Linked DNA regions of Homo sapiens: region 2 is linked to region 1. A link is a loop called in an ENCODE intact Hi-C map of the cell type or tissue named here. Cell type or tissue: mammary epithelial cell. All regions are shown on one strand. Each heading gives the region's core, and the rest is flanking DNA. Links, peaks and the distances in the headings are about the cores only. Region 1 overlaps NF2 (NF2, moesin-ezrin-radixin like (MERLIN) tumor suppressor). Region 2 overlaps NF2 (NF2, moesin-ezrin-radixin like (MERLIN) tumor suppressor).

Evidence for each region. A loop is a pair of places that touch in the nucleus more often than their neighbours do. Peaks named below come from ENCODE experiments on the same cell type or tissue, not always from the same donor. Only the 100,000 strongest peaks of a DNase experiment are listed, where the experiment ranks them.
Region 2: a loop joins it to region 1, with 6 times the contacts of the local background. A loop is called at or near these places in 1 of 110 quality-filtered maps.

Annotation. Positions count from the first base shown.
Region 1 is chr22:29,660,082-29,662,958 of GRCh38, forward strand. It overlaps NF2 (NF2, moesin-ezrin-radixin like (MERLIN) tumor suppressor), which reads left to right. Exons shown (of 16, transcript NM_000268.4): 8 at 1,124-1,258. Among named protein-coding and RNA genes, the nearest start is that of NF2, 58 kb to the left of the region's middle. In mammary epithelial cell, for the core only: no CTCF peak of the experiment used is centred there; a DNase peak (open chromatin) is centred at 1,510; H3K27ac peaks cover 947 bases.
Region 2 is chr22:29,607,737-29,610,654 of GRCh38, forward strand. All of the region lies in intron 1 of NF2 (NF2, moesin-ezrin-radixin like (MERLIN) tumor suppressor), which reads left to right. It also overlaps the pseudogene RPEP4. Among named protein-coding and RNA genes, the nearest start is that of NF2, 5.6 kb to the left of the region's middle. In mammary epithelial cell, for the core only: a CTCF peak has its summit at 1,599; no DNase peak of the experiment used is centred there.

The DNA.
Region 1 (2,877 bases), core at 378-2,877:
AGGAGCTGTAGTATCCTTGTGCAGCGAGTTTCCTTCCACTCCAAATGAGGGCTAGACCACAGCACTGGCGGGTGGACCTGCACGTGAAGATACAGCCACTCAGTCCGTCGCAGGTTCAGTGCTGTGGGAGCCCAGGGCACCCGCCGCGGGCTGCTCTGACTGCTGGCCAGGACCGCTGTCAGGGGCAGAGCATAAGTACGGCTTTTAGACAACTTTGTTGATGAATAGAATTCTTTTTGATATGTATTTCCCATCATGCAATTATTAAAAATTTCAAACTTACAGGAAAACTGAAAGAATTTTTCAGTGAATACCCATATATATGCACAATCTAGATTCTACAGTTAACATTTTACCAGACTTGCTTTATCACATGAAGACTACATTTTATCATAAAATGAGACCATCCAGCCCCAGGCACTGAAAATTTTCTTCCTAGTAGTCCAACAATGGTTTCTTTAAATATAAGAAATCATTAAACCTATGGGTTTTTTTTGTTTTGTTTTTTAACGAAGTCTCTCTTTGTCGACCAGGCTGGAGTGCCGGGGCACCATCTCAGCTCACTGCAGCCTTCTGGGTTCAACCAGTTCTCCTGCTCAGCCTCCTGAGTAGCTGGGATTACAGGCGCGTGCCACCATGCCCGGCTAATTTTTTTGTGTGTATTTTTAGTAGAGATGGGGTTTCACCATGCTGGCCAGGCTGGTCTTGAACTCCTGACCTCGTGAACCGCCCGCCTCGGCCTCCCAAAGTGCTGGGATTACAGGCATGAGCCACTGCTCCCCGCCTAAACCTATGGGCTTTAATTCTATACCTATGATAGCCTGCTTATTTAACCAGAGGGAACAACACTTATGTTACTCTTCCTTTAGCCATCGAGCCAGTGACAGAAGCCCTCAGTGATTGTTCTGGGGGACCCAGAAGTCACAAGAATGGAACAGTTTTGCTTCTACCTGCCCCAATTCAGAAAGCTGAAATCTTCTTGGTTTATAAGACAGCTGTGACTTCTGTTGGGACCTGCTGAAACTTGTCACATGTGACAGTGTGTGCCAGATTCTTTGGAAGGTTGAATAAAATTTTGAGCCTCAGCTGGCGCTTACAGTAGCTGTTCTTATTGGATCCACAGAATAAAAAGGGCACAGAGCTGCTGCTTGGAGTGGATGCCCTGGGGCTTCACATTTATGACCCTGAGAACAGACTGACCCCCAAGATCTCCTTCCCGTGGAATGAAATCCGAAACATCTCGTACAGTGACAAGGAGGTAGGACATGTGTGTACTGCAGATGGGTCCAGCAGATCTTTCCCTGTCTGCCCCCCTCACTGGAGCCTCCCCAGCCAGGGCATCTCCTTGTTATTCATAGAGTCCTTTAATTCCCAGGCTTTGAGGGTGTGGTTGTTGATTTTCGAAGTCTTTACAGAACAGTATTGGCATCAATAACCCCACTATGACTAATAGGAAACTGGGAAGCTCAACTGGCCAGGGAGAAACCCCAAAGAATAGTGAACAAAAACAGTAACATTTTCTTATTACTTGGCTTTCTATTTTTGTCGATACATTCTCTTTGTATGTTTTCTTTTCTTTTTTAGAGACAGGATTTCATTATGCATGCCCAGACTGGATTTGAATCCTGGGCTCAAGCAATCCTTCCACCTCAGCCTCCTGAGTAGCTACTACAGGTGTGCGCCACAGCACCTGGCTTAAATTCTCTTCGTATTTTAAGTGTGGTCTTTATTGAGCTTTCTTTCTGTGTCCGGTGCTTGATACATGTGGCAGAGAAATACATATACACACATATACACATATGGACATATATGTGTTTTGTGTGTGTATCTCTCAGTAATTATATAAATAAGTATATTAGGTTAATATGCTTACAAGAATTCCAAAATAATTAAGGTGGAATAACTTAGATAAATGCTCTTAGAATTTAAATATTTCCATATAGGGTGGTGACTTTTACCAAAAAGGTCCCATAATGTATAATCTTATGTTTACTCATCCATCCATTCATTCATTCACTCATCCATTCATTCATTCTTCATTCATTTTATTTTATTATTATCATTTTTTGAGACAGGCTCTCATTCTGTCACCGAGGCTGGAATGCAGTGGCACATGATCACGGCTCACTGCAGCCTTGACCTCCCTGGGCTCAGGTGATCCTCTCACCTCAGCCTCCCAGGTAACAGACTACAGGCGTGTGCCACCACATCTGGCTAATTTTTTGTAGAGATGGGGTTTTGCCACATTGCCCACCAGGCTGGTCTTGAACTTCTGGGCTTGAGCAATCCTCCCACCTCAGCCTCCCAAAGTGCTGGAATTACAGGTGTGAGCCACTGTGCTCAGCAGTTCTTCATTAATTTTAAAGGAATTATTGAGCATCTGCTTTGTGTTAGATTTCATGGGGGAAACAAAGATGTAGAAAATCCAGTCTTAGCATTCAAGGAAGTCAAGTAACTACTCACCTGCTATAATAAATAAGTGCCGTGGAAGAGACATGATGACAACAAATGTAGTCTTCCACATACAAGCACATTCACCCTGACCGTCTGAATTTAATCTCTATAAGAACACTGCTGTAAAGGCAGGGGCTGTGTTGTCAATATCTCTGTGTCACATCAGGAAGCAGAGACACAGAAGGATCAAGTGACCTGTGTCTGAGTGAAGTAGCAGAGATTAGGAGCCAGAGTTGCTGATGCCACAGCCCCCGCCTTTCAGGGAGGCCCAGAGGCTGAGTCCTGAGAGCACAGGGGCACTGGGGAGAGGGAGGCTCCACTCAGTGACCTCCTGGTACCTGCACAGCCAGGACACAGACTAGAGAGTGAAGAACAGGAACAGCTTATGTTGCTGCCTGCAGAGCCCCAAACCTGAGCATATTT
Region 2 (2,918 bases), core at 112-2,611, 53 kb before region 1:
GTACTATATATATTCACAATACTAAAGGAAAATATGATGACAAAGAAGTAAAGGATGGTATGACACTGTTGCATCAATTAAAGAATATCCATAAAGATATAGAAATTATAAAAAAAGAATCAAATGAAAATTCTGGAGTTGAAAGTACAATAACAGCTGGGCGCGGTGGCTCACACCTGTAATCCCAGCACTTTGGGAGGCTGAGGCGGGCGGATCACCTGAGGTCGGGAGTTCGAGACCAGCCTGACCAACATGGTAAAACCCCGTCTCTGCTAAAAATACAAAAATTAGCCAGGCGTGGTGGCCGGCACCTGTAGTCCCAGCTACGCGGGAGGCTGAGGCAGGAGAATTCCTTGAACCTGGGAGGCGGAGGTTGCAGTGAGCCAAGATCGAGCCACTGCACACCAGCCTGGGCAACAGAGCAAGACTCTGTCTCAAAAAAAAAAAAAAAAAAAAAAAAAGTACAATAACAAATTTAAAAATTAACTAGAGGGACTCAGGACTCAATAACAGATTTGAACTGGGTGAAGAAAGAATTCGTTAATTTTTTTTTTCTTTTTGAGACAGAGTCTCGCTCTGTTGCCTAGGCTGGAGTGCAGTGGGGCAATCTCGGCTCACTGCAACCTCTGCCTCCCTGGTTCAAGCGATTCTCCTGCCTCAGCCACCGCACAGTGGCTTTGGGAGTACTCTGGGAGGCTGAGGTGGGTGGATCACCTGAGGTCAGGAGTTCAAGACCAGCCTGGCCAACATGGTGAAACCCCATCTCTACAAAAATACAAAAATTTAGTTGGGCATGATGGCGGGTGCCTGTAACCCCAGCTACTTGGGAGGTTGAGGCGGGAGAATTGCTTGAACCCGGGAGGCGGAGGTTGTAGTGAGCAGAGATCGTGCCACTGCCCTCCAACCTGGGTGACAGAGCGAGACTCCATCCCTGCCCTGAAAAAAAAAAAAAAGATGTGAAACACATACAAAAAAAAGTAAAATGGCAGTTGAATGCCAAGTAATTAGATAACTTCAATAAAATGGACAAACTCCTAGAAAGATATAAACCACCAAAATTGACCCAAGAAGAGACACTATCTGAATAGACCTATAACAAGTAAAGATATTAAATTAGTAATTGAGGGGACTCGTGGGGTAACTTGCCCTTGGGAACCAGTAGTATGGCATCGGGCTGCAAGATTGGCCTGTCCATCCTCAATGCTACCTGGCCAATTTAGGGGCCCAGTGCCTCTGGATGCTAGACTCTGGGGTCGATTATCTCCACCGGAATGTAATGGATGAACATGCATGTGATGGTGTCCAAGCCAGAACAGTGGGTAAAGCCAATGGCTATAAGAGGAGCCAATCAGTACATCTTTCATCTCGAGGAAACTGAGAACCCAGGGGCTTTGATTAAAGACATTCAGGAGAATGGGATGAAGGTTGGCCTTGCCATAAAACCAGGAACCTCAGTTCAGTATTTGGCACCATGGGCTAATCAACTAGGTATGACCTTGGTTATGACAGTGGAACCAGGGTTTGGAGGGCATAAATTCATGGAAGATATGATGTTAAAGGTTCACTGGTTGAGGATCCAGTTCCCATCTTTGGCTATAGAGGTCGCTGGTGGAATAGATCCTGACACTGTCCATAGGTGTGCAGAGGCGAAGCTAACATGATTGTGTCTGGCAGTGCTATGGTGAGGAGTGAAGACCCTAGATCTGTGATCAGCCTGTTAAGAAACATTTGCTCAGAAGCTGCTCAGAAAGATTCTCTTGATTGATGAAACCTTAAGGAGCCCAATGTTTGTTTATGAAATCTCCTTTTTACTGGAAAACAGGAATATTGACTACCAAATCATAGTGTAGTTGAAGCCATTCTGCGTTTTTGAGCAGTTATTCGTTTCAGTGATTATAATTGATTGTGCAGAGTATTCTAAGAAGTTAGAAATTGGTGTGTATAACTACATTTTCAGTGATGCAATTTAATGATTAGTGAGTGAGATACTGTTTTTATTGAGAGCCTTGATTTTTATAAAGAGTAAAAATATGGCTGCATTAAGGGTACAAACAGAAAAGTGTCTTAATGTCTAAGGAGGGCATATTAGCTACACTATAAAAACAATTTTTTTCTGTATTTCTGAAAAGAATTTTGTTGTTTCTCAGTTGTTTTCCAAAAGCAAAGGAAGTCTTAATGTTTTTTTCTATTTCGTGTTATGTGTGATTTGTTTATATGCTTGGTAATATGAGTCTAATGGAATTTAAAAATATAAGTTTGGGTAGGATAGTATACCCTTAAAAAATAAATAAATAATTAGAGAGAGAGAGAGAGAGAGAGACCTGGGCACAGTGGCTGTTGCCTGTAATCTCAGCACTTTGGGAGGTCAAGGCAGGAGGATCCTTTGAGGCCAGGAGCTTGAGACCAACCTGGGCAACATAGAGAGACCCCAACTCTAAAATATACATACTATATCTAAACTCAGCTAGGCGTGGTGGTGTGAGCCTGGAGTCCCAGCTACTCAGGAGGTTAAGGTGTGAGGATCACTTGATCCCAGGAGGTTGAGGAGGCAGTGAGCTATGATTGTGCCACAGTGCTTCAGCCAGGGTGACAGAGTGAGACCCTGTCTCTTAAAAAAAAGAAAAGAGGCTGGGTGCAGTGGCTCATGCCTGTAATCCCAGCACTTTGGGAAGCCAAGGTGGGCAGATCACGAGGTCAGGAGTTCAAGACCAGCCTGTCTAATATGGTGAAACCCCATCTCTACTAAAAATACAAAAATTAGCCGAGCATGGTGGAGTGCGCCTGTAGTCCCAGCTACTCGAGAGGCTGAGGCAGGAGAATCGCTTGAACCCGGGAAGTTGGAGGTTGCAGTGAGCTGAGATTGCGCCACTGCACTCCAGCCTGGGTGACAAAGTGAGACTCCATCTCAAAAAAAAAAA